2 separate regions of the Mus musculus genome follow, and region 2 is linked to region 1. Evidence: chromatin loops called from intact Hi-C (ENCODE). Cell type or tissue: left cerebral cortex. All regions are shown on one strand. Each heading gives the region's core, and the rest is flanking DNA. Links, peaks and the distances in the headings are about the cores only.

The links. A loop is a pair of places that touch in the nucleus more often than their neighbours do. Peaks named below come from ENCODE experiments on the same cell type or tissue, not always from the same donor. Only the 100,000 strongest peaks of a DNase experiment are listed, where the experiment ranks them.
Region 2: a loop joins it to region 1, with 2.7 times the contacts of the local background. A loop is called at or near these places in 15 of 42 quality-filtered maps.

The regions. Positions count from the first base shown.
Region 1 is chr13:110,983,852-110,987,947 of GRCm38, reverse strand. No RefSeq gene overlaps it. Among named protein-coding and RNA genes, the nearest start is that of 4930526H09Rik, 82 kb to the right of the region's middle. In left cerebral cortex, for the core only: no CTCF peak of the experiment used is centred there; a DNase peak (open chromatin) is centred at 1,902.
Region 2 is chr13:111,236,383-111,240,478 of GRCm38, reverse strand. No RefSeq gene overlaps it. Among named protein-coding and RNA genes, the nearest start is that of 3110015C05Rik, 9.0 kb to the right of the region's middle. In left cerebral cortex, for the core only: CTCF peaks have their summits at 2,388 (motif pointing right) and 3,025 (motif pointing right); a DNase peak (open chromatin) is centred at 2,363; H3K27ac peaks cover 331 bases.

The DNA.
Region 1 (4,096 bases), core at 563-3,062:
TTAAAAAAATTACATTTATTTATCTCATACAATTGCACACATGTCAAGGCCAAAGGCCAATTTTGGAAGTTGGTCTTCTTTCACCAAATAGGCCTGGGAATTTAACATAGGTCATCAGGCTTTGCAGCAAGGACCTTTATCCACTCAGCCATCTTGTGAGTATTCTACTATCTGGTCTTAACATAGTATATAGCAATAGTCTTTCAACATGTAAATAATTTCAAGGACTTGAAATGAAAGTAAAACCTAAATTCTTCTATATATTCTCAAGGGAAATAAAAACATATGTCCCTAAAATACTGCATAAGAGTGGTTATGGTATTTCTGAAAACTGTTAGAAACATGGTGGATCATAGGAAATAACCTGCTTCTTAGAGGAAGGAGCATTTGTTCTAGGACAACTTCATATCCTTAAGGGCCTTCAGCCTGTGTCAGAAATTTTTCATTAAATGTGAGAACATTGAATCCACTGGGGTATCAGAACAGGGCTGACAAAGTGAGCTCTTTCACTTCCAGCTGATACTTCCTTCACATTCTAAAGACCACATTCAATAGAGAGACTTATCAGTCCACGTGGATTATTTTATGTACGTGAATATGTGCTAGTTTGTGGGTAGGTACGTGTGTGTGAGTGGGCCTGTGGGTGTTTCCTCTATCTTTCCACCTTGGTTTTCTAGAGTGAAGGTGAAGGTCATGGATTATGTAGGCTTTCTGACCAATGAGCTATAGGGATGCCCAGGTCTCTACTTTCCTTTGGACTTAGGACTATACATACCCATAGCCATGTCTAACTTTTGATGTGGATTCTGGGAATCCAAACATGAGCTCTCATGCTTGTGTGACTGAGCAATCTCCAGCTCCCATTATAAAACAAAGCAAAACAATTTAACATATAAAAAAATAGAGAAAAGATCTTTCCAACATTTGCTATTAACAGATACCAATACTACCTCTTAGCATAAAGTTGTCCTCTTTTCACAGACAGGTCCTTTAAGCTCTCAAATTTTAAGCAACACACTTATGATCATACAACTCATTAATGACAAACAGGGCTGCAGCCTTGGCTTTCTAATCATCTTATAAAACCTAGCAGTGTTCATGTGAAGTAGACCCTTGGAAGATTAACAGCCTGAAACCCGCTGTGATACTCCTTGGGAAATAATTTTTTCCTTGCAGCTTTTCTTCAGTAATTTGTTCAATGAATTCAGTGCTCAGATCAATCATCCCTCCACTTAGCCTTTTTAATAGTTTGGAGATTGTAGCAGGTGGAAACAGCGTGCTGATGATTTATTTGAGCATTTCCATTGCACAGTCTTATTTGGACTTGGTTAAGCTCAATCTCAGGGGAACTGAGAGCACTTCTACTAATGTCAAGCTAGTTAGAAAAATTTGAAGTAGCTTTACATCTGTTTCATTATTGCATAAAGCATAAAATGTGAATTTGGATGTATGAAACTCTCTGAGTAAGCTACCTCTGCAGATTCTATAAGCATGACTATGTATGTACGTGCATGCACCCATGGGCATAATTACATCCACTATTCCTTTCCTCTTCCTTAAAGTGATGACATTTTGCTACACTGATGGCTGGTCTCAAACTCATGATCTCAAATGACCTTCCTGCATTTAGTTTTATGAGTACAGTATGCCTTTTTATGAAATGAATTCACAATGAACTTGGTGGTGGTGGGGTAGTCTTCTATTCTCCTGAGTTAGGGCAGTATTAGAGGATGAGTCACAGCAGGCACTGAGTTCAATAGTGTCTAAGAGGTGGTCATGTGAGCACTGAGATTTCTCCTTTTCTTTATTGTGATCCATCAGGGATGTCCTCCTTCTCCCACTTCGCAACAGCAATGACGTTAAAGAGGAATGGCTGTCAGTGAGGCTCTTATCCCGCAAGCATGAGTGGCTGACTGCAGCAGATTGCCACTGCCCACATAAACTGCTGATCCTGTATGAGCAAACACCTGCAATCTCAGCACTAGAGGTGGAGTCCAGAGGGTCAGAAATACAAGGTTAAATTTAGCCATATAGTGAGTTCAAGGACAATCTAGGGAATACATGAGACTCTGTTTCAAAAGACATAGAATAAAGAGGGAGTAAGGGAAAAGGAGAAAGAAGAAATAGCAAATGAATAAGGCTGGCTGGACACACTTCAACACTATTGTTTTATTTGTTACAAGAGCAAGCCTCTAAGGTGACAATCAACATACTGCAATGCCCTGGTTTCTCTAGTACTTAAGTATTCATAAGTGTCCCCTCCCTGCTCCAACTCACCTTTTTTTATGTTCTAGATTTTTCAGGGGATCAAACATAATAAACCTGTTACTGCTGTTAGTTCCTAGTTCTACTGTACCTAACACAGCATAAATGTATTATGGTACAATTACAAATGTAAGAAATTTAAAATTAGTCTTATGGGATGAAGTCAAGGTGCTGGCAAGTCTGTATTTCATGGTGGGACACTGAGAGGAAAGACCATTACTCACCTTTTCTAGCTGCTAGGGGTTTCCTGCATTTCCTGGCTCATGTCCTTTTTCAGCAGAACTTTTACTCTGGCATCTACTTTTGTCGTTAAATTTCCTTCTCTAACTTTGAGCCTCCTGCTTTTTGTCCTGAAAAATGTCCTTGGAATTACATTGGTCCTGGCTGTATAATACAAGATAACCTTTCCACTATAGAATTCTTCATTAAGTTACAGCAACAAAGCTGCATAAACCATGAATGGCATTGCAATGCAGCTTCAGGGGTCCAGATGCAGATATCTTTAGGAGAGATTATTCACTTTATTATATTATCAGCAACTTTGATTGTGGTATACTTTCATGCTCTGCCAGGTGGTACCACCCACATGGCCATTTTCTTCACTATGAGCCTGTTTTGTTACATGGAACCATTCAAACTTGATGTGGCCCAACTATATATTGAGAAAGATGCTTAATCCACGATACAACTTCCCTAAGCAAAATCTGGCTAATAATCTCTTAGTACTTAAGTACAACTAGCAGGCTCCCTCTTTGTCATTGACTCTGCCCTCAGGGGCATTCTACAAAGCCTTTGATTGTGCAGTATAGTAGGTGTGTGTATGTGTGTAAAGGTGTATGTGTACTCATGTACACATGCATTTGTGAATTTTCTCTCATGGTATACATCCCCACTCCATTCTAACGATTTCTTTTAGAGTTTCCTTATCTAGAACTGAGGTGAAGGAGAAGGTTGTACTCTCACATCTGTTTCTGGGAGATTTTCATTCATTCTCTAACCCACTGCAGTCAGGTAGGTCTATGACAAGAAGAACAAACTGCTTGGGTTATAAACAACTATCACGGTGCTCTTAATCATTGTTTCATTAAGGCTTCATCTCTGGTTCTTCATCCCTGGTGTCTATGGCTACCACTTAATGCTAGTGCACTTGGAATTGTTTCTCACAGTGTGAAGTCTGTGGTGGCACAATGATTCAGACCACAGAACTCTTAACATTTTAAGAATATCTGCCAAAAAAAGTTGACAAAGCTTAAAGACTCTTCATAGTCAATTCTGCAACAGTGTGGTGGTTTGAATATGTTTGGCCTAGGGAGTGGCACATTAGGAGGTGTTGCTGTGTTGGAATAGACATGGCCTTGTTGGGGGAAGTGTGTCACTGTGGGGCTGGGCTTGTAGACCCTCCTCCTAGACATGTGGGACCCAATCTTCTCCATTTGCTTTCTGAACAAGATATAGAACTCTCAGTTCCTCCAATGACATGCCTGCCTGGATGTTTCCAACTTCATTCCAGGATGATAATAAACTGAACCTCAGAACCAGTAAACCAGCCCCAATTAAATGTTTTTCTTTTAAAGAGTTGCCTTGGTCATGGTGTCTGTTCACAGTAGTAAAACCCTAATGAATACAGGTTGTGGGGTTGCTTGATATCTATTTCTTCTCAGACCCCAGCTGATATGCTGAGATTTTCAGCATCTATCTATAGAGGTACAGGTACAGGATCAGCATTATTGCACAATATAAGGGACACAGAGAGATCTCTCAGAATTCTCCTATATTAGTGGATGCCAAAAAGAATCTGTGTCTAACTCTTGAACGTTCCCCCCATCCAAAG
Region 2 (4,096 bases), core at 898-3,397, 250 kb before region 1:
TCAAATATAATCTGAAAGTGGTTGGATATCCCTTTAACAGATGTGCCACTATTACACTCATGGGCTCATTTGTATAAACAGATGGTGTTGTTGAACGTAGAGCCCACAAGTAATCAAGATTGCTGATGGAACTCTCTTCCAGAACCGTGTGACACCTGGATGACTCACCAGTAAGGACAGAGCTTTCTACTCAGTTCTAGATTGACTTCTCTATGAAGGACTACATATTGTGATGGTGGGCAGGCAATGGTTACGATTTCAAATAATCATTAGTCCATTTTTTTTTTCATATTTGGAGAGTGCTCAGAACATGTGATCTTTGAAGGAATAGGCATCTCTGCTCAAGGAAGAAATATAATATTTCTTTAAAGAAATTTCTGTGGTTGATTTTACTGCATTTAACAGTAACAGTTAGAGAGACAGATTATGGCATGTTTAGGGCCATTTTAAGAGCTATCTCTTGCCTTATGTCAGTTGCCCCTCAAACAACTCAGAGAAATGTGAAGACAAGTTTTGCATCTTGTCACATTAATACTTAATATAATATAAACATTAATAACAGTGTATGTTCCCAAAAGTGTCATGCATTTTCCTAAGAAAGGGCTCTCCCTTGTAATAGTTAATACCGCCCACGTTTCTGTCCTTAGGGGAATTGGCATGTAGCAAACTTATGAAAATTTTGTGTCTTGCTTTCCATTAGTGATCCTCATCCTTTGGAACACTGTGACGCTTTAATACAGTTCCTCACATGGAGACCCCAGGCCATAAGATTATTTCATTACTACTTTATAACTGTAATTTTTCTACTGTTATGAATTGTAAGATAAAGATTAGCTAGAGTATTGGATATACAACCCCCAAAGGGTCGTGACCCACAGGTTGAGAACCTCTGTGCTACATCTATTGCTTCATCTCTTGTTTATTCAGGCAACATTTTCCCATCAGTCTGGCTGTAGCCCATGAGCCGTAAAAGGGGTGTTGCTGGCCATCAGATTATTCTTTCTGCTCTGGAACCATGTCTTATTTACGAGGCTCTCTTTTGTCCTGATTGAAGTTTCCTTCAAGGCTTTCCTTCTTGAATGAAGAAAGACCGGGATGGGATATTGTGTCACAGTGGAATGTCAGAGGTGGAAGGTGATGGGGATGCTCTACCGAAACCTCAAGGAGGAAGGATGTTAGTGGTGGGATGCAGTAAGGATACCCCATAGAGAGAGTGAGGAGGAAGAACCATTTATTTTGTCCAACAGCTTCTCCAGAAATGAGAGGAAACAGAAAACAAACAAACAAACAAGCAAGCAAAAATGAACAAACCTTTTCACACATTTCAAGTTCTTAGAGAAGTTGTTTCTACAGTTATATTTGTAGGCTGTGTGTGTATCTTTGTGTATGTGTACTTGTCTCTGTGAATGTGTATCTTGTGTCTTTGTGTGTTCATATATATGTGTGTGTCAGTGTATTTGTGTCTGTCTACCTGTGTGCATGTGTGTGTGTGTGTGTGGGGTCACATTATGTTTGTTTAGAGAAAAAACTTATGTCTTTCAAGACATGGTTGTGTTTTTCTTCCTGGTTTCTTTAGTTTATACATCTGTCTGTCTGTCTATCATCTATCATCTATTTACTTATTACTGTCTATTGTCTGTCTGTTTGTCTATCATCTATTTACTTATTATCGATTTTATAATCCCCCCTCTCTCTTTCTCTCTCTCTCTCTCTTTCACACACACACACACACACACACACACACACACACACACACACACACACACACACATCTAGTGTGTAGGAGTTTTTGCCCATATCTATGTCTGTGTTCCACATGCATGCCCGGTGTCCAAGGAAGTTAGAAGTTCAGATTGCCTGAAACTATAGGTAGAGAAGGTTGGGAACCACCCCGTGTACGCTGGGAACTGAAACAGGTCCTGCAAAATCAATGTTTTTGCAAAATCAATGTTTTTTTAAACTGCCGAACCATCTCTCCAGCCACAACTTGGTTCTTCTTTGTATTCATTTTATTTGAGCTAATATACCTTTTAACATTTCATAGTTTGGTAAAAGTGAATGGATCACTGTGATTTATAAGCGGCCTGCAACTTATTGCTATCTGGCTATGCTCTGGAGAAAATGATGTGTTGAAAGAAAGGTCTTACAAGAGAATTCTGGGGCCACTCTGTACTGCAGTTAAGCATGAGAATAAAATCAAACACTTGGTGTCCTTATCAGAAACACAGGCTTTCAGTCTCATACTATACACTCAGACTGGAGATAAGTGATTTTTTTCTTTTCTCTCTTTAGTGTTATGAAAGAAAAACATGTGGCAGAGATCCTGCCGCTTATGGTCTTGGAATAAGTAGTGTGGCATTTGGAGGAAATTTTCCTCTCTTCCTCTAGATGGCAGCAACATTCTTTAGCACCTAACTAGGCATCTCTGTTGCTAGGCAAACTTGAAATAAAGGGAGCAGCTACAAATCCTGACTCTTTAGACTTTGCGCTCAGGTGTATATAGTACCTTTACTGTACTATTTATATGACCACTGGTGCAGGACTCTATTATTTATTAGTGATATTTTTTGTTTTTGTTTTTTGTTTTGTTTTTTGTTTTTTGTTTTCCTTTGTTTTGCTTTGTTTTGTTTTGTTTTGTTTTTTGAGACAGGGTTTCTCTGTATAGCCTTGGCTGTCCTGGAACTCACTCTGTAGACCAGGCTGGCCTTGAACTCAGAAATCTGCCTGCCTCTGCCTCCCCAGTGCTGGGATTAAAGGCATGCGCCACCACTGTCCGATCTTGTACATCCAGAATGACTTTGTATATACAGGACCATTTGTATTTATAGACCAGGGTTTCTCAGCACTGCTGTTGTTGATGTTTGGGGCTAGATATTTCTTCGTGATGCTAGTATTAAAGGCATGTACCACCACACCTGAAACTAACTCTCTCTCTCTCTCTCTCTCTCTCTCTCTCTCTCTCTCTCTCTGTGTATGTGTGATATGTGCACCCCTTGTGTGTACTACCCTAGGAGTCCAGAAGAGGGCATCAGATGCTTTAGAATGAGAGTTGCAGACAGTTCCTAGTTGCTATATAGGTGCTGGGAATTGAACTGGTTCTGCAGCAAGAGGGACAAAGTGCTCTTAACTGCTGAGCTAGTTCCCCAGCCCCCTCTTGGGATATTTTTAATGGAGGGAGAAAAAAACCAAAACAAACTAATGACTTTGAAAAGATAAAGTAAAGATGAGGCACATGTCATCCTGAAAGAAGATAGATAATTTGGAGTATAGTTTCTTATTAATAATAAGCACAGATATATGGTTCCTATACTTTTTGATTCTTTTTGATGTTAGCAGGTAAGGAGGAGAAAAACTATACTTAAAAAAAAAAAGCTCACTAGTTAGGAAAAATGCAGAAGTTTAAAACTACAGTTTTAGCCAAATTTTAGGATCACTCTATTCTACTTCCTAGTCTAAATTGGGGTTCCCTAGTTCAGATATGAACAGAGTATGCCAAAAGCCAGTACCTGTAGCTTCTCAGCTTGTGTCCCCTTTTGCTGAGCAAGGGGAAACCCAGCTTAAAAGTAAAGCCAGAGCAACATACTACAAAATCACCTCCTCTCAGCTCCCCTTCCACTGTGCATTCCTTGGCGAAGCTCCCCCCACACCCCGTCCCAGCAGGCTGAACAGTTAAAATAGATGAAGTGAACCCAAGAGCATGAGAACATCACGAAAAGCCCTCTTACCACCGAGGCAGGAAGTTGCTGTTGATCTGTCCCACATGCTCACGGTGCATTCCAGGGAAATGGCTTGGAGCAGGAAACACACGTGAGAGCAGATCCCAAATCTGGTTCTGCACAAGTTGCCTAGGTGCCCTTCACATCTGCTTCCACTTAGGAACACCTCTGGCTTCAGAGGAAACAGGTACTTCTCTAAACAACCAACCAAATCCGGCTTCAACATGCACGCAGAATGCCTGGCTAAGTGTGTTTCTGGTGAAACGATGAAGGCCAGAACCTAGAATCTGCACAAGACAGTTTGAGTCTTCTTTTCCTGGACCTAAACAATAGCGACAGAGTCACATGAGGACTCCCAGCTTATGAAATGGCTTAATCCC